Regions from separate parts of the Mus musculus genome. Here all the other regions are linked to region 3. A link is a loop called in an ENCODE intact Hi-C map of the cell type or tissue named here. Cell type or tissue: left cerebral cortex. All regions are shown on one strand.

What was found. Hi-C counts contacts between places; a loop is a spot of excess contacts. Peaks named below come from ENCODE experiments on the same cell type or tissue, not always from the same donor. Only the 100,000 strongest peaks of a DNase experiment are listed, where the experiment ranks them.
Region 1: a loop joins it to region 3, with 2.4 times the contacts of the local background. A loop is called at or near these places in 3 of 42 quality-filtered maps.
Region 2: it touches region 3 in a loop (2.2-fold over the local background); 2 of 42 quality-filtered maps call a loop at or near these places.
Region 4: it touches region 3 in a loop (2.0-fold over the local background); 2 of 42 quality-filtered maps call a loop at or near these places.

Annotation. Positions count from the first base shown.
Region 1 is chr12:31,706,186-31,714,185 of GRCm38, reverse strand. The region is part of intron 6 of Cog5 (component of oligomeric golgi complex 5); the gene reads right to left. It overlaps Gpr22 (G protein-coupled receptor 22), which reads left to right and starts at 303. Exons shown (of 3, transcript NM_175191.5): 1 at 303-686; 2 at 1,625-2,615; 3 at 4,151-7,319. The coding sequence starts at 4,176. The coding sequence ends at 5,474. In left cerebral cortex, a CTCF peak has its summit at 6,938; DNase peaks (open chromatin) are centred at 1,787, 4,329, 4,460, 4,716 and 1 more place; H3K4me3 peaks cover 5,415 bases; H3K27ac peaks cover 4,000 bases.
Region 2 is chr12:31,821,800-31,829,799 of GRCm38, reverse strand. All of the region lies in intron 11 of Cog5 (component of oligomeric golgi complex 5), which reads right to left. Among named protein-coding and RNA genes, the nearest start is that of Gpr22, 110 kb to the right of the region's middle. In left cerebral cortex, no CTCF peak of the experiment used is centred here; DNase peaks (open chromatin) are centred at 3,078, 3,729 and 4,689; H3K4me3 peaks cover 893 bases; H3K27ac peaks cover 1,888 bases.
Region 3 is chr12:31,892,764-31,900,763 of GRCm38, reverse strand. It overlaps Cog5 (component of oligomeric golgi complex 5), which reads right to left. Exons shown (of 23, transcript NM_001163126.1): 18 at 6,556-6,793. It also overlaps the pseudogene Gm35666. Among named protein-coding and RNA genes, the nearest start is that of Hbp1, 53 kb to the left of the region's middle. In left cerebral cortex, a CTCF peak has its summit at 3,651 (motif pointing right); DNase peaks (open chromatin) are centred at 4,687, 5,106, 7,198, 7,768 and 3 more places; H3K27ac peaks cover 2,926 bases.
Region 4 is chr12:31,726,830-31,734,829 of GRCm38, reverse strand. The region is part of intron 6 of Cog5 (component of oligomeric golgi complex 5); the gene reads right to left. Among named protein-coding and RNA genes, the nearest start is that of Gpr22, 17 kb to the right of the region's middle. In left cerebral cortex, no CTCF peak of the experiment used is centred here; DNase peaks (open chromatin) are centred at 23, 1,768 and 4,511; H3K27ac peaks cover 982 bases.

The DNA.
Region 1 (8,000 bases), 190 kb after region 3:
AAGCAGAAACACAACAAAAAAGAAAAAAACTATGTTCTTAATGTTTGGCATTGGGAATCAATAAGCCAGAACCAAATACACATTTTTAAAAGACTAATTTACTCATATTCTATTTAAGAGCAACAAACAACCAGTTAAAAAAACTTAGGCTTTTAAAACAGCATCCTTATATAAAGCCATTGGGGAGGGGGGGGAACACCCCTGCCATACATATGAAGCAGTTTAAGCCAATACAACTGGCCAATCAAAATTAGTGAATGCACTGCATCTCTCTGCAGTGGGGAGAAGCGACAAGGTAGGCTGTCACTCTGCAAAAGCTGCTCGGAGCAGGCTTCCCTCTCCAGAGCAGTGCCCTTCCTTTTCAGAAAGCCTGGATCCGAATGCTGTCTCAGGAGACAAGAAGCCTTCAGTATGCTAAATTACTTTCATTACGCATTTTCAGATGCTTATTGACTCCACAGTAGGAAGAGTGAGAGGCTGCTGCAGCCGAAGCAGCACTACATATTCTATACATTAGCAGGGCTGCTGAAACAATGGCACAGTAGATACATTTCCATTAAGGTCGCTTGGAAGAGATTTTTATAACCCTTTTCCCCCAGCCCTTGTACTTTCAAATCAACAGAATGAATCAATCAAAACTGGAAATGCTTCAACTACATCAGGAACTCGTCAGCTCTTTAGCAGAGGTAAGATGTGTTCCTTATTATAGTATATAGGTGCTTTTGAAACAGCACAGTGGAATAAAATTACTTTGGAATTTTTAGCCTAAATTTTTAAGAGTTTGATTGTTTTCCTTCTACTTATTGGTAAATAGGTAATTTTTAAATTGGTTTCTTTTAACACATGATGTATTTTAATGTAATTTTTAGGGTGCACTGTTAAAAAAAACCATTCTGTTCTGTTCTCTACAATGAACTCCAAAAACAGCAGCTCTTAAGTCTCTTCGGATATACCAAATATTCTTAATGTCAATAATACAGCCTTTCTCAAGTGCTAAAAGAACATTCATATTTCTTATAAGAAGCTAGTTGACTCTCTGGCTGTTTTATGTTAAGATTATAATTAGGCATGCTTACTGAAAATTATTTAATATGCAGTTAAGATTTTTTTTTACTACCATTTACATTTCACCCACATGAGCAATTCATCAAAAGAAATTTATAGTGTCTTATCACAGAATCTGGTTTAATGAGTTAAAGTTCAAGCTATGTGCTAATAATTAAACAAGCTGCAATATTTCCCAGCATGCGGGAAATGTTAAATTTATTACCCAGGGGGACGTGGTAGTATGTTTACTGAATACTAACTGTTCATAATCTCTGAACATTCAAAATCGCTTCTAAGAGAGAAGAGGAATATTTCAGAATTACAGTTTTTCTCATGTTTATATTTCAATGCTAATTCTGCGGCTCAATCAGGTAACATAGTATTATTTCTATTTTGAAAAGGAGATTTTATTTGAAGAAGCTTCATTTTATGACTATAGCTATGCCTACAGCAATACAGTTTGCTTATTTTGAGAACAAATGCTACATGGATTAATTTCTCTAACCAAAGTAACTTGTGATTAATTCAAAATTATTAGGATACCTAGTCCTTAATCATTTTTTGCCTTTTTCACAAGGGCCCACACCTAATTCAGTATACACAACTGACAATTTGAAGACTGCAACTGACTGAGAGGCTCGCTAGCCTCTGAACCACAGACTACCAGATATTCTTGTAACACATGATTTTAAGACACTAAGGAGTTAAAGCCTCAGATTAGCTGTGCTGGAACGGAACAAGCTGACAGCATCCCAAGACGATGCTACATAGACTAACCACGAAAAGAAAAAAATAGAACTGTAAAAGCCTGAAGACCAACTGGTGAGCGTTTTAAAAGGAAGATCTCACACTTTAATATAGCAGAATTATGGACACTATTGATTGTGCAAGAAACAGTGAAGCAAAAACTTCAAAAAGGAGAATGTCATGATGTGCCAGCAAGCAAAACAAAGCTTTAGCAAAGGTTTTTCTGCACTATTTAGATATTCATATCAATTGGTATGACTAATAGAGTTTTCCATCTGAGCTTTATGACCAATTATGCATCCTCTTCTAATGAGAACAAACCGAATTAAATAGCAGATGGTTTTTATCAAAAGAGCGTGTACTGGATTTATAATATAAAGCAAATTATGTGATCAAGAAATCATTTCCAAACAATGAGACCTGCTGCAGACAGAGCCTGAAAACAAATGGATATCTAAATGCATTTTAGAAGCTAGAGACGGGATGTTTCCTTTTCTATTTTCACATATTCTGGAAAATAAAGAGATACAATCTTTTATTTCTTCAAAAAGAAAATGCAATTTCTATCATTTGATGAAGTTTCATTTGCCTGAAAATTATGTGCTGTTCTTTAGATATCCATTAGCCAACTAAATCTCATCATACAACTCAAGTACTCAAATAGCAAATGAATGAATTCCTACAAAACATGAAATAAAACACAGCTACTCCACTGTTACCAGGAAAAAAAAATTCATGTCAGAATTGTCAATGACATCATGTATCAATTTGTGGAAAACTACCATGGTGAGCCCAAAGGCCCATAAAGCAACAGTAAACAGGTAGGTCAGAGGATGCATGGAGCCCCACAGAAGAAAATGCATGTTTTCTATCATTGCTGTTGTACTTGACAAGTGTGCTTTATTTAATTATAAATGTGATGTGACAAAACAAAGACCTGATGTTCAGTCTTCCAGTTCAGAAAATTTAGTTCTCTTAGAATTGCCCATTTTCACAGGATTTCAGTAAGCTGAGCCATTTTATATAAATATGTGCCTGGTAATACCCATTAAAATGAAATTACTGTCATATGTTTCTGAAATATGAATAACATGCATAAGGTTGTCAAAGGTAACATCAATTTAAATGTCATTGTGAATTTTGAAAACCATTAATTTTTATACTTCAAAATGAAGTATTTTGCTGTTAAAATGTTATACCTGAAATGTGAAATATACTTGGATGTATGAATTCATATGTTAAGCTGAGTAACCTCATTGCAGACATTTCAGGCCAGAAAATCAGATATCATTTTTATAAATGACTAAACTCCTAAAATATATATTTGCATGAATTAGTCAAACCTGTTTATTTCAGAACTTTTTTTCAAAATTATTCACTGGCTGATGTGAACAAAATATTTCACAAGTAATGTATAACTTAAAAGCTTCCTCAAAAATGGACTTCAGAATATTTTTTAGAATTTCATTTTTCTACCCCACAAATTATTTAAGCAAAAGAACTGAATACAGTCTTTAAAACCACTTCAAAAGCATCTACTTCTTAATACACATGAAATTTTAATTTCCTCTTTCTACAACACACAAGAGGGTGTGGTCACAAAATAAATCAGCCACAGGACTACTTTTTACTAAGCTTGTGGCTTTTTACTTTAGCATAATGAACCCCCCCCCCAATTTCTGTAAGTCTACTGTAAAATGTAGTGGGCATACTTGCCATGACAAACAAAATGCCCATCATTTGCCCCTTTCTCTGGAAGTAACCCCAAAGTTCACACTGTTGGCATCTCAGAGAATCAGCTAGAGTCGCTAGGGCAGTGGTAAGACAGGGAGAACAAATTAGTGCTGTGTGGCATTTATCCTTTCAAATGAACACTTGTCCCTTCATTTAAAATCTCACAGGGATAATTACACCTACACTAATCATGCTAGAGCACACTGAGATAGCATTTACATTGCATCCACTCACAACACGGTTTTAAATGAAATCTTAAAGCACTGGACCAGAATTAGGTTTGCACTCTGAGAAATCATCTTATTCAGAAGGACTTTCTCTGAAAAATTAATTCTTAGCTATTCCCAAGGAAGTAAACCCTTATTGCACCGATAGTAATCTGCACTAGAGAGGAACAATCCCCATATGGTTATTTCTTCAAAAATAGAACAATTTCCCTTTACACCAAAAACAAGGTAGCCCTGATGTTTCCCAATTCTACATTTTGAATCAGCAGTTTACTAAATAAAAAAATTAAACTAAGAACATGATAAACAGATATTTTGTTGTTTACAAAGAATATCATGTCTTGCATATATATCACTAAACTGCCAAACATCAAATATCCTATTTGATTTTCTAGGCAAAACACCAACTGCTCCAAAAGAATGTGTTTTTCTCCTGTTCTGGAAATCAACATGCAGTCTGAATCAAACGTCACGGTGCGAGATGACATTGATGACATCGACACCAATATGTACCAACCACTGTCATACCCACTAAGCTTTCAAGTGTCTCTCACTGGATTTCTCATGTTAGAGATCGTGCTGGGGCTTGGCAGCAACCTTACCGTCCTGGTACTTTACTGCATGAAATCCAACTTAATCAACTCTGTCAGTAACATTATTACAATGAACCTCCATGTACTTGATGTCATAATTTGTGTGGGATGCATTCCTCTAACTATAGTGATCCTTCTGCTCTCACTGGAGAGTAACACTGCTCTCATCTGCTGTTTCCACGAAGCTTGTGTTTCCTTTGCAAGTGTTTCGACAGCAATCAACGTTTTTGCTATTACTCTGGACAGATATGACATCTCTGTAAAACCTGCAAACAGAATTCTGACAATGGGCAGAGCTGTAATGCTAATGACATCCATTTGGATTTTTTCTTTCTTCTCATTCCTGATTCCCTTCATTGAAGTAAATTTTTTCAGTCTTCAAAGTGGAAATACATGGGCAAACAAGACACTGCTGTGTGTCAGTACAAGTGAATACTATACTGAGCTCGGGATGTACTATCACCTTTTGGTGCAGATCCCCATCTTCTTCTTCACAGTTATAGTCATGTTGATCACATACACTAAGATACTCCAGGCTCTTAACATCCGCATAGGCACTAGATTCTCAACAGGACAGAAGAAGAAAGCCCGAAAGAAAAAGACAATCTCTCTAGCTACACATGAGACCACAGACATGTCACAAAGCAGTGGTGGGAGGAATGTCGTGTTTGGTGTGAGAACTTCAGTTTCTGTAATAATTGCCCTCCGGCGAGCCGTGAAACGCCACCGGGAACGACGAGAACGGCAGAAAAGAGTCTTCAAAATGTCGTTATTGATTATTTCTACATTTCTTCTCTGTTGGACACCAATTTCTGTTTTAAATACCACCATTCTATGTTTAGGCCCAAGTGACCTTTTAGTAAAATTAAGATTGTGTTTTCTAGTCATGGCTTATGGAACAACGATATTCCACCCTCTCTTGTATGCATTCACCAGACAAAAGTTTCAAAAGGTCTTAAAGAGTAAGATGAAAAAGCGAGTTGTTTCCATAGTTGAAGCTGATCCCATGCCTAATAACGCTGTAATACACAACTCATGGATAGATCCTAAAAGAAACAAAAAGGTTACCTATGAAGACAGTGAAATAAGAGAGAAATGTTTAGTACCTCAGGTTGTCACAGACTAGAGAGAAGTCTCAGCGCCACCAAATACATTCAGAAGAGTTTTAAATTTAAATTGTAAAAATGAAATTACTGCCAAATGTTAGAGAAAACATTCTAGGTATTGGTTATGTTGTAAATTTTCAATGTGAATGTCAATTAGATTAGGTCATATATATATACTCAATTTCTTCATTATTTAATGTATTTGTTGCATGGCAGTTTGTTAAAAAGTAATATCATGTGTATATTTTGTCAATATTATGTCCATCAGAAGATATCCATGTAAGTCATATTTTCTAAAGAATAAATATGTAGCCTTAAAAGAGTGTATAACTTTAAAATGTAACTGACACAGGTATCTACGTTTTTAAAAACAATGTATGAGGTCTATTATTTCTAAGCCACGAACTACAGATATATTTATATGGTGACAAGTTGCATAAAGTATTTAACACAAAAAAATTATAGGCTCAAAAAAATCAAAGCAAGATTTTCTGTACCACTATGCTATGTTTCTGATAATGACCAACTTGTTATAATATTTTAACAATGAAATAATGAACTATATATAAACCTTATTTCTTTTGAATGTAGAAAATGTAGACTATATTAGTATTTCAAAACCATAAGTCAATGAATAAATAAATCCTATATATGCACACAAAAATAGGGAAACTTTAAAATTCAAGTTTACTATAAAAAGAAGAGACTGAATTCTATTACAAGGGTAATATGCCTACTATACAAAGGAACCAACAATAAAGGGAGGGAAGAAAGCCACAGTAACACCAGCCTTATTCCTCCTTCCTCATTTGGCCTGATTCTACAGCAAATGTCCTAGGCTAAAAGAAAAGACTGGTCTTAAAAGCCTGCAATAAAGAAATTTTTCACTTAACTCTACACTATTTTGTATACAAGACGTTAACCACACAAATAGGGAGACTGAGAAGAAGATGAGAACCATTTCTGTCACTGTAGAAAAGCCTAACACAGCCAGATGTTTCTAATTTTGGATACATAGCAACTTATGTGAGGCAGAATTTATACAACATTCCTTCCAAGCCTTCAAAATACAGCAGCTCTGTCTCCAGTCTCTAGGAGATTAAACTAATAATAAATTGTGTCACATTTCTGTTCCTCCACCATGTAACTTAGACATTATTCTCTTAAATCCTCAATTCTTATTGGAAAATTATTATTCATTGTAATTATAGATTGTAATTATAGATTGCTATTTTCATAGCAAACAAGAATTTCTTACTTGTTATAATAATCTGGCAATGCATAGTAATACCAAAACTTAGCAACAGCTTATTTAAAATAGGTAAGTACCTGCTATATATAACGAGATAGCTTGACAATAATTATTCTATATTTTAAATACTATATGAACTAAATGAAGTAACATACTTTTTAAATTTAAAAGATCATGTTAAACAAGTTAATATGCATCACTTTTTACACAATGGTGAGACTCATCTAATCAACCTCACTGACCTGCCTCGTCCCTGGGGGAATGAATGTGATACTGCAGCTTGAAATCACTAAGGTTTCTGGAAAATTAAATTGATTTATTTTGATTATAATACTAGAGTGTCAAAACTTGGCAAAGGCCTACCTTTCTTCTGCTTTATGAAATTTTAAAAAATGCTACAGTTTGATAAATTGTAGCATAATCAAATAAAATTTATTTTTGAAACCTAAAATTAAAACTTAATGGTGTTAAGAATTTTTTCACTGAATGTAAACATTTGGCCTACAATATATCCTAACTGTTAATTAGAACTTTTAATGCATTTTGTACTTGGACTTCCAAGCATAAGTTAAAATACTAACACCTAGATTTATAAAGTCTTGATTTTAAAAACTAGACTGCTTGTAGAGTTCGTGTTATGAAACCCATTCACTGTGCTTTCAGTATTTTTAATCATGAGGTTCATAAGCATTCTAAAGACTTTAGTATAGAAGCTAATTTTTCTGCCCTGTTAGCCTAATAGTTTTCAAGCATCCTGACCTTCTGAATTAGGGGGAAAAAAATAGCAAACATTGTAACTTCACCCTGTAAGCTGCTATTTGTTCATTGGACATCAAAGTTATATCTACTGACTTAAAACAAACAATATCTGGAGAAGAAGAAGAGAAGAAGAAAAGAGAAGAGAGGAGAGGAGAGGAGAGGAGAGGAGAGGAGAGGAGAGGAGAGGAGAGGAGAGGAGAGGAGAGGAGAGGAGAGGAGAGGAGAGGAGAGGAGAGGAGAGGAGAGGAGAGGCAGTAAGAGGGACAAGCCTCCAGAATCACCAACATCCTATAGGAGTGTAATATGTTGACTCTTTGCCGGGCTAGAGAGGGCCAAAATGATTGGCAGCAGCCCAGGAAAGAGTCAAAAGCTGGGACAGGCAGTTACAGTTACAAGCAACAGGCTTTCCTAACTAACTAAAAGACAACTGGCATTAAGAAAGTGAAGAATTAAGCAGGGCCACGTAGGGAACCATAAGAAAGCAGAATGTTACCCTGCACAATGCAACTATTTAGCTATGCACTGTAAAAAGTAC
Region 2 (8,000 bases), 71 kb after region 3:
CAATCACAAAAGAACATACATGGTATACACTCACTGATAAGTGAGCCCAAAAGCCACTGACATTAGCCCAAAAGCTCCAAATAACCAGGATACAATACATAGACCACATGAAGCTCAATAAGAAGGAAGATCAAAGTGTAGGTGCCTCAGCCCTTCTTAGAAGGAGAACAAAATACTCACAGGAGCAAATATGGAGATAAAGTGTTGAGCAGAGACTGAAGGAAAAGCCACACAGAGACTGTCCCACCTGTGGATTAATCCCATATACAGACACCAAACCCAGACACTATTGTGGATGCTAAGAAGTGCATGCTGAAAGGAGCCTGATATGGCTGTCTCCTGAGAGGCTCTCCCAGAGCCTTACAAATACAGAGGCAAATGTTCACAGCCAACCACTGGACTGAGTGTGGGGTCTCCAATAAAGGAATTAGAGTAAGAACTGAAGGAGTTGGCAGCCCCATAGAAAGAATAGCAATATCAACCAACCAGGTCCCCCAGAACTCCCAGGGACGAAGCCATCAACAAAGGAGTACACATGGCTCCAGCTGCATATGCAGCAGAGGATGGCCTTGCCATGCATCAATGGGAGGAGAGGTCCTTGGTCCTATGAAGGCTCTACTGATGCCCCTGTACAGAGGAATCGAGGGTGGGGAGGTGGGAGTAGGTGGGGAGGTGGAGGAGCACCCTCATAGAAGCAGAGGGAAGGAGGATGGGATAGGGTGTTTACAGGGGGGAGGGAAACCGGGAAAGGGGATAACATTTTTAATGTAAATAAAGAAAATATTTAATAAAAAATTAAAATGAAAAAATACCATAATTAAATAAAAGTATTCTGTCAAATCTAAGCCCTGGCTTGATTTACTTTTTTCTAGGTCACATAAGCCCTTCTCATGCCCTCACACCAATTAGCGTCATCTTGCAAAGGCTGCCAATTTCCTCTTCCATGTATATATGGTGCTCAGGATGGTGCTTTCATTGTCATTGTTACTGTTATGACTCTGACATCGGGGGTCACTTGCTGTTGCTGGAACACCCTAAGTTACTGAAGCTAGTCTCTAACTCCTAATCTTCCTCCTGAATGCCAGAATCTCAGGTGTATGCCATCATGTCAGGTAAATGGTGCTTTACTGGCTCAGTAGAACTATGCAGAGAGGCCAAGCACAGTGGCCTACACTACAACCCTAGCACTCTAGAAATGTATGCACGGAGATCAGCCAGCATGCAGTTTCAGGCCAGTCTGGGCTCTATAGTGGAAACCTGTCTCAAAGGCAAACCAACAAACAAAAAGCCAAGGTTTGGAGATGTGTTAGCACTTGCCCCCTAGAACCACACATACACACACACCAATAAAACAAAACGAAACAACAACCAAAAACCTAAGGTAAATTGTTTGGATTGAAAGGAAAAAAACCTCTAAAATTCATTTTACATAAAAATGAGGTTAGTCTTACACTGTGAAGTGTATGTGACCTCAACTTTTAAGAAGTAAATTGTCTATATAAAGTCCTGCACATACATAGGATATCAAAGTAGAAGTGACGTGAACCTGCCTAAAGGAGTAAAGGAGGACTAAGTAGAGGCAGGTGGGAAAGGAAGAGGGTAAGGGGAATGTGCTCAAAATGCATTCTGTGCTTAGATATATGTTCACATGCAACACAGGACCATGCACAATGAACATACACCAAAAAACAAACAAACAAAAAAGCCAACCCAATTACTCCCCGCTAAACTGAGAAAAATGAATCATTTAGCTTCATTGCCATAATGTTTGTTTGCACTGTTGTTTAAGACAAGGTGAAGTGTGGTTCAGGGTGGCCAAAACTTCTGATCGTCTCACCTATGCCTTCCAAATGTTCTAATATTAAAAAAGACCAAAAAGAAAGCAGTCATATTTATTAGCTACCTTATTTGTTCTAAGTCTCATAACATTTGTTGTTTGTTTTTCCCTTTTTCTTTCTTTTCTTTGTGACAGGGTCTTACTTTGTGGCACTGACTGGCCTGGAACTCACTATGTAGACCAAGTTTCCCTCACAGAAACCTACTTGCTTCTGCTTCCTGGGTACTGGGATTAAAGGTATATACCACTAAACCTGGATATAACATAAACTAGGAGTCAAACCTTGGAATAGCAGCCAATACTGTTAACCACTGAGCCACCTCTACACCAACCCCCTACCATTTTTAAATACTAAGTTTTCATGAAAGGACACAGCATCTTCCGTCATCCCTTCCCTCTTATTTCTGTCTGCCAGGTCCTATTTACTAAATCTCTGCTGTGGGTCATGTGATTCACTAGCCATTGGAGATGCCACTTTCATGAAGAGCACTCCTTGTTTTATGGGGCAAATATTCATGTGGTGGTGGTAATTAGACACAGCAGATAAATTATTAATATGGGCTATGGAGAATAATGAAACATTTTTTATGATGAAAAATTCTGGAAAGTCTCAAATGAGAAAAAAAAAGTATGTTCACTTTGCTTGTTTCTGTTGAAACTTAAAAATATAGATCATGGGGCTGGTGAGATGGCTCAGTGGGTAAGAGCACCCGACTGCTCTTCCGAAGGTCCAGAGTTCAAATCCCAGCAACCACATGGTGGCTCACAACCATCTGTAACAAGATCTGATGTCCTCTTCTGGAGTGTCTGAAGACAGCTGCAGTGTACTTACATATAATAAATAAATAAATCTTTAAAAAAAATATAGATCATACCAATAGTTTGCTGAGTCAATATTTTTATCTGGAAACTACAAGAGAAAAGAATAGACAAAAGGCTTAGAAACCATATTTTGCAACTAATCACGACCCACAGATAATGAAAAGGACTTGCTATATTAAATAATTTTATCTTCATAGTTACAGGTTTAGCATTTTACTTTTGAATAAACTAAATTTAATTTTATTGTTTGTTCAAACCCAAGAACTATACTTTCTAGTAGACTATTTTTGCCAAGCATGAACATGCATAATCAGTAAGAGCATGTTCCTAGGAAAATTCCCCTTAGATACATTCTGCCAAAATATTACTTAAGACAATCTGTTACATTGCCTGTAATCTTCAACTCTGCAGATGGCTCCATTCCTTAACAAGGCTTGCCTAGAATGTGAAGAAGCTCTACAGCACACTACAGGGACCATGCACGCTAAAACATGGAAGATGCTTGACAAACGACTTACTTTGGAATTCTCCCCAAGGAAGTTATTAAAGTAATAATGATATCAGAAGATACAGACTACTCTAAATGTGAAATATTAATGAGAATCTCTGCCTAAAATAATTATATGTCCTCTCAGTAGCTTCTTTGACTCACAAACAGATGGCCCCAAGAGGTAAGAACTGAAAAACATACCCTGAATTTCACAATTAAGAAGTAGGTCACTGGTAACCTTAATGAGAACAGTTTCAATAAAATCGTGGAAGATAGTCAGACCTGTTAGTTACACCTAGCTGGGAAATGGACAGAATGGAAATGAAGACAAAAGTAGAAATCACTCTCATGAGAAAGAGAGAAGAGGACAAAAGGAGAATAAACAGTAACTAAAGAGGAAGACTTGTATTGGTTGTGATTAGACTGAAAATGTAAGTTTACATTCAAGGAGAAACCAGAACTCCAAGGCAGAAAGCAAAGCACCACTGGTGCTGGTAAGAGCTTTCTCCAAAGCAGATTGAGCAAGAGAGGACGCACAGCCGAGGAGGAGGAGACTGAGCAAGAGCGGATGCACAGCCGAGGGAGAGGAGACTGAGCAAGAGAGGATGCACAGCCGAGGGGGAGGAGACTGAGCAAGAGTGGACGCACAGCCGAGGGAGAGGAGACTGAGCAAGAGTGGACGCACAGCCGAGGGAGAGGAGGAAAGTCCAGGCAGCTGCTCAAGGTCAAGGGGAACCCAGCTCTAACGTGGAAGAAAAGGCTTCAGAATCTGAGCTTCTGAATGGGACACTGTCCTGCCTTCAGAGGGTTGGTTACTCAGTGAGAACAAAATGAGGTAAAGCAGAATGGATGGATGGCCAGTACTGAGATCTAGAATGGGTAAAGAAAGTAAGACAGGCAAACAAAGATGAACAAAATCTCTGTCTGTCTGTCTGTCTGTCTGTCTGTCTGTCTCTGTCTCCCTCTCCACACACACCTCCCACCACCAATAGCACCACTACCTTTTATACTACATAGGGAATCTGATAAGATGGCTCAACAGGGGGGCTAGAAAGATGGCTCAGCTGTTAAGAGCACGAACTGCTCTTAAAGAGGTCCCGAGTTCAATTCCCAGCAACCACACAGTGGCTCACAACCATCATAAATAAATAAATCTAATAAAGGTTAAATAGTGGTGGTGGTAAGTGGTAATAAAACTAGATTAGGGACTTCAGCTTCTGACTGGTTAAGATGGTACACAAGAGCCAAACTGACCCTCCTATATGACTGCATACGTTAGTGGATGCAATCTTTGAAACAGTGGTTTTTCTAAGACATTTTATATCACAGAACAAATGACGTGATCTCTGAAAGGCAAGAAACAGAGTCTTCCTGCTTACTCTTTTGGAAGGAATTTCCAGGCCACAGCACAGGAATGGGGTTAACAGACCTGCACAACAGACTATGGAAGGACGTACAGAGAGGGGAAAGCTACACTATCTCAAAAGACCTGCAAAGGGTCCACCCAGAGTACGTGGCAAAATTCATCCCAGCATGTTGTGATTTTCAGCCCTAGAGGATAAACAGCCACCCCAAACAGTAGAGGGGAAAAATCTGTTAGTCACACAGGGCTGGAAATAATCTCTGTTCCTTACAGCCTGGCTGGGAGCCTGATGGCGCGCACCTCAGGGATGTGGAAAGGTGCCAAAAGTTCTACATCTGAATCAGGAAGGAATTATTCCTAGATTGATCACTGCTCCAACTTTGCTAATAGATCTTAAAATAAGTCTCAGAAGGTTCGATCTGTGTCTGAAGCAGACAGCAAGAGCTCTTAAAGACAGCAAAGGCCACCAGCACCAAGCCAGGTAAAATACAATGTCTGAGACACAAGGAAGGCAATCTAACAAAAGAGCAGGAGTAAAAGCCACAGAGTGGTATCTAAGTTGTATAAGCTTAAAACTTCTTTCAAAGAATAAAAACATTATACTTAAAAAGTTTAAGATATTTGTATTATGCTAAAGGCTCTGGGAGTAGATATATCACACTGAGAAAAATTTAAAACAAATCACGACAGTGATAGCTCAGTGAGTAAGAGCGCCCACCCTAGGTGACTGGTGACCTGAGTTCAATCCCAGGAACCAACAGAAGGAGGAGGAAATGAACTTTCAAAAGTTGTTCTTGGAGCTCCAGATGTATGCCATGAAATGCTTATATTAGAAAGTCCACACATACAAAATAAAATGAAAAGTTAAAAAAGTTCAAAAGTCATTAAGGGAAAAGAATCATGTCTATAACAACCCTGTATCTTAAAGAACTTGTTTTAAAAAAAAAGTGATAGAATACATTCTAATATTCAACAGTGCTAGATTACAGCAACCAAAATAAAAATTCAGACAGGGTACATTTCCTCTTTCTGGCTTGATGGTGGCTACCAGCTTCCCAGGGAGTCTCACAGTAGGCAAGCTCTTACTAGTCTCTTTTGTATGGAAATATAAATTGCATGAGATTAGGGCCCTACTCCATGATGCTATTTAACTTAATTTCTTCCATAAGATTGCTGTGGTGTAGCTGCTTCGGCCACACTGGAGCAGTTGTGAGGACTTTCACCTCATTAACTTCCATCGGGTGGGGTGAGTGGAGGGAAGGAATGGGGATTAGAAACTTCTGAACCCCCTTCCCACAGGCGATTCCTATCACACCTAATAGTAAAGTTGACTGACATGAGATTTCTTGATGTTGCAGCTTGCAAGAGGCATCAAGGAGATTGCTGAGTTGTACATCTTGAGTTGTTCATGCGTGCCTAAGTAGCCCTGGTTCACTGGTTCACCAAGCTGGACTTGGATGAAGATTTTCACTGCTCTGTCAATGTGACTTTCCCCAGAAAAAGTCACACAACAAGCTCTGTCCCAATGTCACAATGGAGATTTGTGTTCAATATATTAGTTGCATGTGTGTGGTGGGGACACAAGCATTATTTAGTTCCTAACACAGGTGGTTTGAATATTCTCAACAATTCTTTGTTCCTTTTCTCCCTCAGCTTTAAGACTTTGGCATGTAAGTCCCACAATGCAGAAAGTCAAAGCGTTCTTTGCTTTCCTTCCTCGGACTTTACTTGGAATAATGTTGGTGTTTATGTCTTTAAATCCTTAAGCCCTTCCCTCCTTTAGGGTTAAATCTGCTACCATTCTCACTTATTGAAATAATTTTAGATATCATAAGTTTCTTTACAGTGTTGATTTACTCACTTGCCTCTGAAACACTTGAATAAATATAAATATAAATGCTTGTAGAAGGGCTTTAAACTCCTGCTTGACTCTTTCATTGATTATTCCAATGTCTCTGCTCTTTCTGGGGATGGATCCTACTCTGCTGTCTCTCCCAGGTGTGCACACTGGAATTACATGCTGGCTACGTGATTCTACATTGTTGATGACATATTTTGTTGTGCTTGGGCTCAACTGAGCAAACACAGCGGGACGTCTATTCTTTTGTTGTCAATTGGACTATATCTGGAATGAATTACAGTCCAGAAATGGAAGGCACACCAGTGAGAGATCTTTTTGCTTGGTTTGAAGTGGGTGAATCCACTTCTAGTCTGGACCTTCAAGCCAGGAAGATAGATGCCTTTGATCTTGATGTTGAGGAAGACATACCTTTAATCTTTTGCTAGAAGGCAATAGAAGGGCATAAAAGGAAGCTTTTGCTCTCTGCCTGCTGTCCCTCCCCATGCTAGCATATTTGTTCCTTCACTGACATGGGAGCCGGCTTCCTCAGGACTCCAGCATTTATTGAAAACCAGCTAAGACATACATACAGCTTTTCAGACTGAGCAACTACTAATTTCTTAGACTTTCTATTCATAGCTAGCCATTGTTGAATTAGCTGGACTGCAGCCTGTAAGTCATTCCAATAAATCCCCTTTCTATATATAGAGAGACTAATTCTATTATTTGGTTACTCTAGAGAACCCTGATTGTTAGGAGAGCAACTCCTTGCTTCTTGAGTTTTGTACGGCTGTCTGGAACAGCTAAGCAGAAAGCTGAGTGACCTCGAAGTTCAGATTGCTTCCTTTCCTCATGGTTCAGGGTCTAGAAATAACTCTTGCAAACTTTATTCAGTGTCTAACTTAAAAGTTGGAGAGGACTGTGTTATTGCAGTTGCTTTGATAGATGAGAGTCAGTGTGTGCCAACTTCTTGTTTTCAAGATGTATGAGACTTTGGATCAAAAAATAAATAATCCTTAGTATATTATGTTTAATGATAAGGTTAATTGTTTTCTACCACTTTCACACAGTACCAGCCTTGGAGGGAAAGAAAGCACTTGGGTGTTGTAAGATGTATCCTGCTGGGAATGGGCTTCTGATTAGCCAGGGAGAGCCGAGTAGGAACAAGGAAGTGGAAATACAGCACAGGTGAGAAGGAACCATTATCCACATTTACAATAGGCCTTTCCAGGAAGATTTGTGATTAAAAATTTTAGGAAAGTTATCAATTTTTATAAGTTACACTGGACTGAGCAGACTATTTAAAATATGTGACAATGACTAGACTGTTTGCCATAGAGTCCTAGAGTCAAGTTGAGAAAATGCTTCCATAGGGTTGGCCTGTAGGTAAGTCTGTAGGGCATGAGAAGGTCCCTGGGAAATAGTCCTGGATAACGTGAGAGAGAAACACGAGTGAGCAGGCCAGGAAGCAGGAAGCTGCATTACTTCATGGCCTCTGCTTCAGTTCTTGCCTCCAGGCTCCTTCCCTGCTGGAGCTCCTGCCCTGACTTCCTTCAGTGATGGACTGTTACCTAAAAGTAAGTTTAACATGAAATAAACCTTTCCTCCCCAAGTTGCTTTTGGTCATAGTGTTTTATAACAACAAAAT
Region 3 (8,000 bases):
TCTGAGGTTCAGTCCATCATGAAGGCACGGAGGGGCAGAACAGCTCATCAGGTGGTGGCCAGCAAACAGAGAATGCCGGTGCTGCTGGCATGCTTCCTTCCCTCTCAGCTCCAGCCCAGCTGAGGATGGCTGGACCTAGCTCAGGGCAGGCTCCTCCCTCAGGAAACCCTCTCTAGAAACCCTCCTGTGCTTTACTGAGCTCCTAGGACATTTGCAAGCCAATCAACTCACAGATTAGCCATGACTTTACCTCAATCCAGAGAAGTTGTGATCTTTATAAACTTAATGTTAACTGCTATGAAACAAGTTCAGGAAGCCACTTACGTTTATTAAAAGGTAAAGACTTTAATGACGTTTACATTTCTTACTAAAGAGGCCCAAGATGAGATATTTTGATGTTGCTAAGTAAGAGAAGTAGTTCAAATTCTGTCTGTGATGGTTTGAATATGGTTGGCCCAGGGAGTGGCACTATTAAAACCTGTGATCGCCGGGCGTGGTGGCGCACACCTTTAATCCCAGCACTTGGGAGGCAGAGGCAGGCGGATTTCTGAGTTCGAGGCCAGCCTGGTCTACAAAGTGAGTTCCAGGACAGCCAGGGCTACACAGAGAAACCCTGTCTCGAAAAAATAAATAAATAAATAAATAAATAAATAAATAAATAAATAAATGGCAGACTCTGAATTGGTCAGTCTAAATTCTTTATAAAAAAAAATAAAAAAAAATAAATAAATAAAACCTGTGATCTTGTTGGAGTAGGTGTGGCCTTGGAGTAGATGTGTCACTGTGGGTGTGTGCTTTAAGACTCTCATCCTAGCTGCCTAGATGCCAGTCTTCCACTAGCCGCCTTCAGATGAAGTTGTAGAACTCTCAGCTCCGCCTGCACCATGCCTGCCTGGATGCTGCCATGCTTCCCACAGTGAAGATAATGACTGAACCTCTGAACCTGTAAGCTAGCTCCAAATATATGTTGTCCTTTATAAGACTTACCTTGGTCATGGTGTCTGTTCACAGCAGTGAAACCCTATCTAAGACACTGTCTTAGTTGAAATATCGAGAAAAAAAGCTTTCTAGACTATGCTCTGTATTCTATATAGGCACTGCAAGTCTCCAAAGTCAGTAGAACCAATGACGATTCTTACCAGTCAGTATGGTCCAAGTGACTATAAAGTTTAGCTCTCAAGATTTCAGTGCCATGTAAGTGGCAGAATTCTAAACTATAGTCACTATAAGGTGACCTAGTCTTAGCTCAGTCGTAAGTCAGGTGGAGATGATAATACGTGCTTGGTATAATTACAGAAGCTACATGTATAGACTCTGCTTGCATGACACAGAAGTACTCAGTGCTAAGCTGGTGCTGACACATGGCTCAGGGGTTAAGGACTCTTGAAGAGGAGCAGGGTTTAGTTCTCAGCACCCACATGGTGGCTCACAACTGCTTGTAACTCCACTGCCAGGGATCTGGTGACCCCTTCTGTGTTCCTTCCGCAGACACGCAGATGGAGCATATATATACATGAAGGCAAATGCTCAAACACATAAAACGAAAACAAAATAGGTCTTTAAAAGTTCTAAAATTATCAGTATTTAATTTTTTCTTATTTAAACTATTAATATAATTAATATATTATTAATTATAATTAATATAATCTGTCCCCATGCAAGAAATTAGCAAATGTTGGTTTCACTTCCTTTTATTTTCCTGCTTTGACTGGAAACTCTACTTGACATTAATGGCTCCTGGTTCTTTATCTACCGCATGCTCAGGCAAATTGTTTGCCATTTCTGGTACACAGAGGAAACTGGTCCTCCAAGCTCACTAAAAATGTGCTCCATATAAAGACAAGGTTAGAAAGCGGCTGAGGGCAAATTATTCCCCAATAGTGCAGTGTCTTTATTTAAGAAACACACAGGGAAGCAAGTCACTGGATCAGCGCCCTCATGAAACAGCACTCAACACTCCTTGCCAATGGGGGCCCCAGACGCTTAATCAATCGTCATTTGGGCAGCAAGTTCTACTCCCGACTCACAGCCAGGTGCCACGTTATATGTGAGCATGAGGCAGGGAATTAGAAGGAGATTGTCTCTCTTTTAAGAATTCTCATATTTAGTGAGGGTTTTTTTTTAATGTAACTATTCAACAAGATCATAGACCATGTATAAATGTGTACATGAACACACAAATATCCATGCCCAAATAGCTTTATAATGTTGTTAAATGTTAGTTGTACTGCTGAAATAGATACAGTACGCATACAGAAGTCCACAGACTTGTTACTAGGCCATGAGAGCACACCGAGAGGCCTGCAGCGGGTTCTGAGACGCGCAGGGCAGCCTCCTTGTGATGCTTTTGTGTTAGGTCAGTGCCAATCTTCTGGTACTAAAGACTCAAAATAAACACCAACATTCAGAATAAACACTAAGTCTTAAGGGGAAAATCTTACATGATTAGAAAACTCTAAAATACAAAGGCTAAAGAAATAAAAATTTAAAGAAGAAAATGCCAGTGTTCTTGCTGACAAGATAAGAACAGCTGGGGACCACTGTTCTCAAACCCAGGTCAGGGCTGATGGGCTAGTCTTCGGGCCTTGTTGGGAGTTCTGGTCTCCATCAGAATCGAACAGTTGCTCTGCACTGAACACAAGTAACTACGTAATCGGCACAAGCTTCTGATTGGCTAAGTCTATCCCACCAATAACTGTGGTGTGCATATACGGGTTTCCAAGCACATATTCTGTGATGTAATTTCTATGACATATTTTGGTCATCTTTTTCTTCCTATTACCCTTGTGATTCATTCAAAGATCAACCCAAACAGCCTTTGACCTAGCCTGGAGTAAGACTAAATGTTAAAACAATTAAATAGCTATGGAAAAGTTCCTGTATGAAAGATTATCGCCTCAAATGACTGTGAGCTCTGTGATGACACAGACAGATTTCAAAGGCTAAATCTTTCAGATAAATTTTTAATCTATAATGACCCCCGAGGGACTGAAAAGTCATTTCCCTTTAAACACTGAAGTCCATGCTTGAAGGCGGAGTTCTGTGCTGGAGGAGTCTGCGGGGTTACAGATGGACACACGGTGGTAGGCCTCTGGGCTGCTGCCCCACCTGGCTGCTACTCAGTACCCACCAGGCACGTGGTCAGCCACCGGACACACCTACATGTTTCAGGGGTGTTCGTACACTGACAATGGACAAGAGAAAAAAGGCAAGAGGAGTCAGAACCAACAGTGGTTTGCTTTCCTTCCTAACTCACACTTTTGAGGCAGTGTGGGAAAGATAAAAATGTATCCTTAAAGGGCACCAGAAAATGTATGAATAGAAACTGCTAGGAGCATCAGTAAAGGATTTAATTCCAACTTCAATATCTGTTCTTTTCCTCGGAGGAAAAAAGAGAGCTGAGTGAGGCACAGGGGGATGGCGCTTCAGCAGACAGTGGGCATGTCTGCCCTGAGTGGGACTAGGCAGAACCCTGCGGGCGTGGACAAGCTCAGGGCTTTTTGAACTGCTGTGTGATTAGTGTAGACAAAGAGGCAATGTGGTCCCAGCAGGAAATTAATTACCTGTAGGAAGCCACCTCATGCTCATGACCTAATTCTTAGGGGACCTATGCCGCGCACTTCCCTCAGTAAGAGCCCTCCAGATGGCAGCCTGCAACTACCTTTTCTCTGCACTGGCGCCCTGTGGAGGTCAGGATTGTTTCAAGAGTCCTTATGACGCTTCACTTATTGTCTTTACTGCTAAACTTCATGTCAAAATCTACCCAAATTCCTTCTGTTGGCCTTTTCTTGAGCTCTGCTTTCAGCCAAACAGCAGGGACTTTCATCACAGGAACCCTTTGCAAAGACACAGAGAACCCTGTGCTTTGGAGCCCAGTAACCTCAGTGGCCTGGTTTAATTGTGATTACAAATCGACAGACCTTTCAGTTACTCGCCAGTTAAAAGGCTCTGGTCCCCAATGGCTGCCTGTGAAGCAGACACATTTCAGGGAAATGTTATTTGAGAGTTTTGACTAATCCAGACAAAACATTTCCAACCAAACGGGACTCTGAAAGCTGGGGTTCACACACAATTACAGTTTTGATCTAGTGAAATCAAAACCCCAGTTCAAAGTTTAATTAGAAAAACAGTGGAGTCCTGATTCTGACCTAACACCCGGGAAGGGTTTGCTAATACTACTGGACGCAAACGCCACGCTTCAACGTGTCTTTCCTGAGCCAGGCTAAGAGGAATGGTAGGATCTTGTTAAACTGGGTCACACTGTGGAGCAGCAAACCAAGGGTAGGTGCAGGGGCTGAGCCTCCACAACTAAACCCTACAGCACTGCTATAAAGTCCACTCAGCACAGAGAAAACACCATTTCTAAACACAAGAATCTGTCAAACATAAGTAACAGAGTTTCATTTATCCTGAGGAGGAAATGGCTTCAGAAGGTACTATGTCTTTAAAAAGAAAGGGGGTGGGGGATGGAGATACAATTCTGAGTGCTGCAGCTCACCCCACCACTGGAGGCTGTGCACTGTGAGCCAGGGTTAGCTGCAGTGGGGGGCTGCCATCTTTCAAGAGAACACATCATTACAATAAGCAAGCCTCCCTCTCCTATGGCACTCACTCTGGCCATCTCCTGCTCAGCTGCCATTCTAATTGGACTTGAAGTGCTGCCTCCAGGAAAGTGACTCAAGGACCAGCTGGAGAAGAATGCAAATAAGCTGGTGGGGGAGGGAGCCGCAGAGGAGGAGGAGAGGAGACAAACAAAACCTAGGAGAGGGCCAGGAGACAGACCTATCAGAGATATTTTTAAGGAGTAAGACAGGTCCTTGGACACACGGACACAACTGCCTCCATAAGTCATTATTCAGAGAGAAGGAAGGTGACAAAAATGGACAAGGTTAAACCATTTGAATGGGAGCATTTAATTTCTTTTCTCACATGTACCTATTAAAGGTATCTTTTCCAAAGGAAGGTTTATTTTGTGTAGTTTCACAGCCTCATTTGCGGAATGAAAATAACTGCTTGATCAATTACAAGCAAGGAGCTTTTGAAAGCCAGGTTTGGGCCTTAAGTATGCTGCAGGGTGGGAGCACCTGGCAGCCATGACCCTGAGCAGGAGGCCCAGGGCATGCTCTCAGACACACAGGGACTCAGTGCTGACAGGAGTAATTATCTGTATGTCCAAGGACGACCGGGCAGACTGCAATGGAGACTCCCATGAATGACTACTGAGATTAGTAAAGCTAACAGCTTTGAAAGGGTTAAGAACTGGATTCACCCCTGAGTCATCTGCTTCTGAAGACACTGGGTGCTTAGGGCCTTTTCTCTGCTTCTGATTCCTGAAGGGGTAGGAGGAAGACTCGGGTAGTTGCAGGTAATTTTAAGGCTAGCCACAGGGGCAAAACAGTACTGCACTTAGTGAAGAACCCATATAATCAGGCAGTATCTTCAGGCACCCTGCCTGTCTCTCACTGAACACAGACGCTCACTGCTCACTATCCGGGCTAGGGTTGTTCTTCTCAGGATAGCACGCGGCTCCATGGCTCCATTCCTGCTGTTTACAACATCAGCTCATTGCGTACATTATTTTGAGCCAAGTAAACCAATGATTATTATTGGCTTTAGGGAGATGAGAAAATAGAAATAATACAAAGTGTTGCTTTATTGTGACATAAGATACTTTGCCTTAATCTTGAACAATCAAAGATGATTTTTAATTTTGTTAAAAAGAAAAACAGCATTTGTGTGTGTGTGTGTGTGTGTGTGTGTGTGAGCTGATAGCGCTCCTTTGAACATAGTGAATGTGCCTAAGACCTGCTGGATATTCTGCAAGAAATGTGGGAAGCACCCACCCCACAAGGTGACACAGTACAAGAAGGGCAGGGTTCTTTGTATGCCCAGGGAAAGCGGCGCTATGACAGGAAACAGAGTGGCTACGGTGGGCAGACCAAGCCTATTTTCCGCAAAAAGGCTAAAACTACAAAGAAGATTGTGCTGAGACTGGAGTGTGTTGAGCCCAACTGCAGATCTAAGAGGATGCTGGCTGTTAAGAGATGCAAGCATTTTGAACTGGGAAGCGACAAGAAGAGAAAGGGCCAAGTGATCCAGTTTTAAGCCAATTTTGTTATGAAGACAATAAGATCTTGACCTTTCACCCCCTTTGATTGCAGTTGGTCTTTTGGGAGGGAATAAATTAAAAGCTTCCAGAAATTAAAAAAAAGAAAAAAAGAAAGAGAGAAAGAAAGAAAGAAAGAGAGAGAGAGAGAGAGAGAGAGAGAGAGAGAGAAAGAAAGAAAGAAAGAAAGAAAGAAAGAAAGAAAGAAAGAAAGAAAGAAAGAAAGAAAGGAAGAAAGAAAGAAAGAAAGAAAGAAAGAGAAAGAAAGAAAGAAAGAAAAACAAAATAGTATTTGGTACAATATTTTAAAACTCTTTTTTGTAGTGAATTAGTTTCAGGTGGGTTTTCTTTTCTCTTTAGCTACATGAATAGTTAAGACACTGATGTTTACTTAATACATAACAGTGAGGCTCAAACATTAGTTCCCTTGGAACAATGCATCAATTTACCTGTGCAAAATCAGCAGCAAGTCGCAGTTTCCCACCTTCACCAAGAGGTCTTATGAGACTGGCATTGCGGATAAAAAGTTCAATGGCTCTTTGGGCAATAGCTTCAGTGTTGTCAAAAACAAAATCCAAGCATTCAAAGTGTTTAAAGTAGTCATTCATAACTCTGGCAATGAAACCTTGTAGCTCTTTCATGTACAGGGAACAAGGAACATCAGGTTTTCCTGAGCTGCTTGATGCCCTATAAAAGGGAAAAAAATTTCAGCATTGATGCACAAAGCTACAAATATATTTTGCCCCTGGTTACTATTTCAATCCTGTGCAATTTATTTTTCCTATTAGTGATATAAAAGCACCAATTTTGTTTTGTTTTGCTAAGTATTAAAGAAAATAAAACAATGTTTAAGTTGTATTCTTAAATTTGTGTTTAGATCCTGTGAAGATTACTTACGGATTTTAGCATGCTTTTACTTAAAAGATTATGAAGAATAAAACACAGCTATCTGTCTGAGATGAATCACACGCTGGCCTTTCAATGTCTGACGCAGCTTCCAGCTCTCCGTCCATTCCTATGTTTTGCCTGGTAAGTGAATGTGTCAATAATAGATTCTGAGATGACATTTTATACTTCTCAAGGGCAGAACATGCTTGGTGGCAGCCCCTGCTCTTGCAGTTGGTCACATCAGTCCGATGGCAGCACGGTGACAGAGGGACGGTTGTGTAACAATATGCAGTATGCAGTTTTTCTCCTCCAGATGAGGTTTAGAAAGGCTTTAATTTGGAAAAGTAGATGATACCAGCTGTGCTTCATGATATACTATTTATAACTTATAAATGTTTACAACTGCCCTTTAAAGAATATATTCAAAGAATATGAAATATTTATAGGGAGGAGGGGTTATACCAAAATTAGAAATCACCTGATCCTAGCTAATAGATGAGATCATTGACTATATAATGCTGAGTTTTGTCCAAAAAGCAAGGGAGATGTTTCCAACTTCTGAGAGTGATGCAGAGGAAATGGAAATGGTCTAGAGATGAACACCAGCCATGACTGAAGTCTCTGAGACAGAGAGCAACGTGAACTTGATAACCTTCACAGCAAAGCAATGGCAGCTATAATAAGAGGTCTCCCACCTCCAGAAGAAGACAGAACTAGGGGAAGCTCCAGAGTATGAAAGGCTGTCCTAATGACGGAGGCTCCCCACCAGGTCCACGGTACAGCGTGCTCAGGCTCAGTGTCTTGGCAGGGTGCTGTGTGCTGCCTGAGCAGAGCCGCTTTGGGTCCTGATGGCGAGCACCATATGGGATTTGTCTTCACCAGATTCAGGTCACTACATGGCCTATTTTCATTCAGGTGCGTACCAAAAGAGAGTGCTAAGTGCAAAAATAAAATATTTTCATATCCATTTGTTTATTTACTGAAGAGGCAGTAAACATAGTGACAT
Region 4 (8,000 bases), 170 kb after region 3:
CACATTCCTTGGCTCACAGCCCACTACTCCATCTCACACTTTGAATCTCTGAACATCCTTTGCCTCATCTCTCTGACTCATTCCTTCTGATGTCTGCTGAAATGAGTCCCATGTTTAAGGGCTCATATATTAGGCTGAGCCCACACAGATAGCCGTCTTATCCTAAAGTCTGTAACTGTAATCTCACTTCAAAGTTTCTTTTTTAATATATCATGCTCACAGGTTTCAGGAAATAAGTGTTCACAGGTGTTCATGGGGCAACTATTATTCCTACTATACCTGCAAAAACAAGGAAGCAGTATCCTATGGACACAGCAGGGCAGCTGTACACAGCTCGCAGCTAGTATGACAACATACACAAACCCTGTGGAAGCCCAAGCTAGACCAAATCCCAGCAAAAAGAGAAAAGCTAAGCACACATTCCCACCTGTAGCTGAGAAACTACTGGCAACTAGTAGCTGTTGGGAGAAGAAGAGATCATTTTCTCAAAAGTGTAGCCAGATAAGTCAACCACTCTCAGTGTAAGACCACAGCATGAGAGCATCTCACAGCACAATCAAGTCTTAAAGAATGTCTTTAAAAGTTGGGTGGACCCACCCTGCTCTCCCTTGTTTTCTTGGGTGACTGTCAGGGCAGCTTACTGCTCCTCCCACCTAGACAGTGGCCAGTGTCTGGTGTCTCAGAGATGAAAATGAGGTTTTCCTTACCGTAGAAATAAATATTCATATGATTAAATTCTCACACACACAAAACCACATGTTGGGTGGATAGGGAAGGGAATCAAAGAAGAGTTGGGAGAGGACAGGTGAATATGATGAAAATATCTTGAATGAAACTATCAAAGAACTAGTATTTTTTAAAAGTGCAATGTAATAAATGCTTGTTTTAAACTTTTTAATTTGTTATATAATAAATAATGTATACACAAAGGGGGAAACTATGCTCAAATCATTTCCAGTATATGCACTTATAAACAAGATATACAAAACACTGGAGATCTATACATTCAGCACCCATACAAGAGAAAATGCTAATAAGCATCTTTCTGTATTATCTCACTCACAAGCTATTACCCAGCAGATGGAAGCCCTAGACTCTGGTGGAGCTTGCACTGAAGCTCAGTTGTTTCACATTCATACTATACGGCACCTATTTCCTTTTCTCTTAAAATCTAGTTTGCTTTTATCACATTTTAAGAATCAACATTATGATTTTACTGTCAAGAGTACTTTTTCTTAAATGAATTTTACTATTGCATATCTTCCTCTTTGCCCCTCCCATCCAAATGCATAACGTATTATCTCAGCAACGGTATTTCAGCTGCTATTTTGCTGAGATTAAAAAAGAAAGTTGCTTCCTAAAATCCTAAACCTACTTTACAATCCTCCTTTTTCTATTCTCTCATAATATATGGCAAAGCCGGCCATCATCTTTTCTTGACTTCCACATCACACCTTCCTAGCTGCTGCCCCCAGGCACCTCTGCCACCTCCCCCTATGCTCATTCACTGAGTACTGCAGAGATCAGAGTGATCACTGTTTTCACCTTACAGGGATGAAGATAGCTTTCATAGCTGTCTCTTCTCGTCTATTTACTGGACTCCAAATTCTCACGTATAGGAGAAGAACTTAGAGCTTAGGCATCCAATACACATCTGAAACCTATCACGTCTCGGGGAACACCCAATCATCCCTTATTGAGCTGGAACTCAGGGCCTGATTCTGCTAAGTCGGCCATACTTTTCCCAGTAACCCTGTCTCATCCTGGACGCTCCTCCCTTAGTTCTCAACACTGCCAGCTGCTCACACACCACTGCCTGGCAGGCTGTGCTTCACTGTCTCTAATGATGCTTCTAAATCTCCAACCCACTTGGCACTGCTGTCAGAGCAGTCTTTCTAACTATAAATCTGATCATCACTCTCTTTAATGAGGCCATCTTTCTTCTCCTGTCAAGTTCAAAATCTAGAGCATGGCTCTCCAGACCATCTCTTCAACATTCCCCCTCATTCCCCTTGTTCCTAGCTCTAATTTCTTCTAAAACAAAACACTCTCTGGCACATTTTCACAAATCTGGACAAACAGCTATCTCCTTAGCCGCCCAATACCAGAATACCATTCACATCTCAGCGTATCTACGTCCTATGTTACATCTCTGATCATGTCCTGCCACATTAAGTTGTCCTCCTTGAGCCACTTCATAATATTTCAACCCTTTGCATTATATTTAATATTTGCCATCAATGTAAGTTTCTCTGTCTAACCAAACTACAAACTCCTTACTTTCAGTGTTGCCTTACACACAGTGAAACACACAGACTCTACTGAGTAGTGGTTAAAGGTCTAACCACACAGTCAGACATCTCTGTGGTGATTCCCTACCACTTAATTTACCAAACAGTCACATTTCACAACACAGAAGAATTATAGTTGAAAATAAGACCTAAATATCTTATACTAATAGAGTATTTGCAAAAACTTAAGTAATAGGAAGTGCAAGAATTCCCCAACTTTCATGAGTCTTCAGAGTTACTGCATACAGTATCAACAACAAGGACCTGAGGACTAAAAGAGATGGAGGAGCAGGATTATAGTCACACATTACCTAAATGACCCCTTCCTGAACATCAGTAACAACAAAATGTATTCCACGTTCTTGCCACAGCCAATAAATCACTACAAATCAAGGATCTTCTAAGACAAAAGTCAAAAATAGTCAAAACCTCCAACATTAAGTCACCTGATGTTTTCACACCGTCATTTCCTCAGGTAACAATTTCTAAAGTTAGTGCACCAATTATATTTTTAACACATCTGAGATATCCCTGCTATACCACATATCCAAAAACATAATATATCATAAATTTTTATTCTTTGATTCAATAGGTGGAGTAATTGACATAGCTATTATATACCAATAAAGTTTATTCCAAGTTAACTATTCTTAAATTCATTGGTAATATCATGAATGTACTTCAAAGTATTAAATAAACTATTATATCACTAATTCTTTCAGTTCATGAATACCATCATTAAAATGTGAATATTCTGAATTATGCTTACATACCTAAATATGCCAATTCAAAACTAGTTTTAACAATATACTCAAATAGATGTAATATTCACTAACTGCAACTTTTACTTTTTCAAAAGAGAGGAAAAAAATTGAGTAGATGCAATGGTGAGCTGGTGTTTAAGTGGTACCCAGATTAGGGTAGCAAAACACAGTGGATGGTGGTAGAGAGAATGGTAAAGATGTTGTTGATACAAATGATCTTAATGAAGCTCTGTACTCACAGATATTTGCAACGTTTTAGAAGGTGTTGGTGATATCTGCTTTTCTTAGCTTGTGACCACTATGGCTTAGATACCTCCTCCCCTGCAAGTTAAAACACTGAGGCTTAATTCTAAAAAAAAAAAAACAAAAACAAAAACAAAAACAAAAAAAAAAAACTCCCGTCAGTGGATTTGAATGCAGGGCCTTTGGGAGGTGATGGTGATTAGGGTTAGACAATGTCTGTAAAATGAAGCCACATGGTGGCACTGCAATGTAGTAAGAAGAGTAAGGGATCTGCCGGGTATAGGGAGACACAGGGGTAGTCTTGACAGTTGGGATTTGGAGCATGAATTCAAGACTAACTTTGTATTCATATTAAGTTTGAAATCAGCTTAAGTTATATTATGAGCCTCTGCCTCAACTAGAGGAGGAAGAAGAGGAAGTGGGGGAGGAAGAGGAGAAGGGAGAGGAGAAGGAGGAGCAAGCTACTACAAGTCTTACTGTGCCATGATGTGATAAGAAGGTCCTCACTGGATGCCCAGGACATGTCTTGTTCTTGGACTTGCTAGCCTCCAGAACTGGACCCAAATAAATTTATACTCTTTATAAATAGTCCTGCCTCATAAGTTTTATTAAAGCAACAGAAGATGAGCTGAATGACATTAATGAAAGTGCTAGTAGTGTGGGTGTCTGTACCAATGGTGAACTTGATGGTAGCCTTGCTATTGTTCATGATGGTAGTGGCATTACATAATCCCAGTACTCTAGAGGCAGAGGGAGGAGGGTACAAGTTTGAGACCAAAATGGTCTACAAAGTAAGTTCCAGGCTTACCAGGAACGCATAAATAGCAAGAGTTTGTCTCCACATAAAAATTAAACAATCATCTTAAAGCTGATCAAGTAAGATACAATTAAGCAATTAATTAAAAGCACAAAGTAACTCCCAAGTAATAGTTATATGGTTAAATAGGTATGATCAAGGATGAATTGTATGTAGTAAAATGTCTAACCTGATTACAGAGTAAGTTACTAACTAGTATGTTAACTAGTATGCTATGTTCAGAAAACAAATTAACAGATTCAGTCTTTGAAAGCTTAAAATGATTTCAAATTTGACTTCAACATGACATGAAATATGAAAATTAAAATCTACAGATGGAAATTTAGTACTGTGTGTTTTACCTCTGGGAGTCACAGGCTGCACCATGATGCTATTCTTACAGTACAAATCTGTTGTGTGGGGAGCGGGGGAGGAATAACTGTGTTACAGGAAAAAAAGACTAGAACAAATTGTTGTAAGAACATGCTGGGTTTTTTTCAAGCATCTTTAGTCTTCATAAGTAATCTTATTCTTTAAGATTTTGTATATGTTGATATGCAAACAGATAATCTATATTTAAAAGATCTACTGCCTTTAGAATTGAGAATTTTTAAATATCTATAATGACAAGGAAAATAATGAAATTCTTTTAGTTGTTGTTGTTGTTGTTTTATACCCCAAGACAAACCAAAACATCAATACAAAACTACAGAGAGAAGGAAGTGCATGATCAGAGAAACAGCTGGGCTGCTTTGGAAAAGGACTGTGTCAGCAGATGTGAGGTGAGCCCTGCCAAAGTGCCTAGCCCTCCTCTGAAAAAAGCCCATTCTTGACACTCTGCCTTTCTGAAAGCTGCCTTTTTCCCTACTGTAGATTATTTTTATTTAAAAAGTTCTAATTCATTAGTTCTTATATGTTGTCAGTGAGGAAAACATTATGAACAAGAAAAACGGGCAAAAGACACATTAAAAAATGAGTATTCGCCATAGGAATACTTGATAACCATGGTCTTTATTACAGCTTAAAAATCATTTTTCTACTTTACAATTAAATTACAATACAATTATTTTAGACAAAGAGTTGTAGTTTGTTTTTGTCTTCCTCACTGGTGATGCTGTTTTATGAAAATATGGGATGGCATAAGAACAAGTTCTAAGTCACCAGGAAGTAAGAACTCTGCACATGTTTGACAGAGTACAACAGTATGAGGTGAAGATAATGCATGCAAGAGCACAACGGAACAAAGAATGAATGACGTTGTGGAGAACAAAGCAAGCTGAATCCAGAGTCTGTCTGTGCCTAAGTTAAAAAAACAAAAACAAAACAAAACAAAAAAAGTAAGAGATGGACGAGTAACTAAGGACACAATGTGCTGCTAGGTGAAATATATAGGAAGTATCAATACGGTGGCAGATAGCTGTCTATTCTCCCAGCATTGGTGAGGCAGCCTGATCTGATCTACATTACAAGCTTCAAGACTACCAGGGTTATGTGGGGGGTGTGTGGTTTTTTTTTTAACACATGAGAGAGAGAGAGAGAGAGAGAGAGAGAGAGAGAGAGAGAGAGAGAGAGAGAGAAAATGTCTAAGAATTTGGGAATTCAGATTTTTACTCTGTGAAGATGTAAATATAAACAAATTATATTTAAAAATAAAAAGATGGAGCATCAACGAACAACCTGGTGCTGATCACAACATTAAAGCCTGTGAACTCTCAAAGCTAAGATTGTTTGTTGTTGTTATGCTTTCCATAGCTATTTGTAACATATTTTGATCCACTGCACTACCCATTGAAGGCCTCTCTAATTCCCTCCCTATCCCCTACCTCTTCCCTCTCCTAATTTACTGTGCTCTGTTTTTGAGCCCACCAAGACCACTTAATGCCCTCTCTAGATGCAAGATCCTGCACTACAGCATTATGCTGCTTCCCAGAAGAAAACCTACTTTCCCTCCCTTTAAGTGGCAGTTGCAAATAGCTCAACTAGGAGGCCCTCTGCCCTCCAGGCTGGGATTCTAGCCTGTTTGATCTCCTGCAGATCTTCTGTAAGTAGTCTCAAAGGCTGTCGCTTCATGTGTACAATAACCTTGGTGTGCCCAGAAAACAGTCTTATTCTGTGGTCTTCTATTTTTAAATGGGGGGAAAAAGATGATATATTTGTATATGGCTCACTAAATCAAAATGATTTATATTGGCCCTTTACAGGAAAAGTTCCTCATCTACATAATATTTCCTATTGGGGAGAATAAATTTACTAGAGCTTGAAGAGAATAAATTTGAAAAGACATAAATCCACATGTGTAATACTTTCTCCAGTCATGATATCGTCTAAAAAAATGGGAAAGTGGAGGAATAAGAATATCCATATTCAAAAATCCCTCAGGAACTCATAGTGGCTGTGGTTATCTGCACAAGATTGACCTAGTCAATTCAATATGGATGAAGGACAGATAGACAAGCATGTATGGCAGTTTCCACCCAGGTTAGGAAGGAAACTTAGGATGTAAACAGAATGTGAAAAAACTGGGATATTTTAGGACAGAATATTTACAAGAAGATTAAGCACAATGCCCTAGGGGGAGGTAAGACATTCCATGCTGCAGGAAACACCATTAAGACAGGAAGTTAGTATATAGCATAACTATTCCTCAAGACTTCAATCAAAAAGAATCAAAATGAAGGAAATGTATGGTAATCCAAATCTATTAGCATTATTTGCTTTTTTATGCTCTATGTTGCATATGGTTTTTTCTGGTCAATAAAAAGTTGGAATTAACAAAAGAAAAAGAAAGACAGGAAGTAAACAACTTAAATTAGCTTCAGGAAATCCCTAAAACCTAACAGATAAGCCAAGATGAAAAGACTCAGACAAGGGCAGCGGCCAGGAAGAAACAGACAGCTATGTTACCTAGAAAAGGCTCCGATAAATTGAGCCACAAGTTTCCAGCTTTTGTAAACTGTCACCATGCTAGGATGGGCTTTGATGACACAACTATCTTTGAGTCATTTCACTTCTCTATGAAACCCTTCACCAATAGTCTTGTAAGTAACTCCAATAAAATTCACTGGTTCACCAAGTTAGACTTTGTGGCATCCACACTGTAGTCTGTCACAGGTCCCTTTCTGGGATGAGTAGACATATGTGTGTTGTATCTTCCTGGGAAAAGTTAACACAACACAAACCCACACCTCAAACTAAGGAACTACAACAGCTGATAGCTGCAAAGGAAGAAGCAGTTTTCTTTTAGGATGAGAACCCTGGTAGATTGACCATGCTCCCATGGGCAGTCCCACAGCTATTTGCATATAGAAAGCACTAATTTGGATTCTGGGGTGTACAGACTACTTTTATATCAGCTTGATGCAGGCTAGAATCATCTGAAAGGAAGGAATCTCAATTTAGAAATTGTCTCCAGAAGACCCAGCTGTAGTGTATTTTCTTAACTAGTGATTGATGGGGAGGGCCCAGACCTTTGTGAGTGGTACCATTCCTGGGCTTGTGGTCCTAGGTTTGATAAGAAAAGGGTTGAGCAAGCCATGGGGAGCAAGCCATTAAGCAAAACTCCTCCATGGCCTCTGCATTAGCTTCTGCATTCGGGTTCCTGTCCTAATTTCCTTCAATGATGAACAGAGATGTGAAAATGTAGGCCAGATAACTTCTTTCTTCCCTACATTGCTTTGGTTGAGGATAGGCTGATTACAGGACAGATTTCAAATAGGCAGTTAGGGAGGTTAGGCATAAAAACTGGGCAAGCCCAGCAAGTCAATTACTAATAGAAAAAACCCCAGGCTCCAGCATTCACGCCCAGGTAATGGAATGTCCCAGCCACCAGGCTGCAGCAAGGACAATGGATCAGCAGCAGTTTCCAGACACCCTCAACTACTTCCTCAGTAACAGTTCCCAGACCTC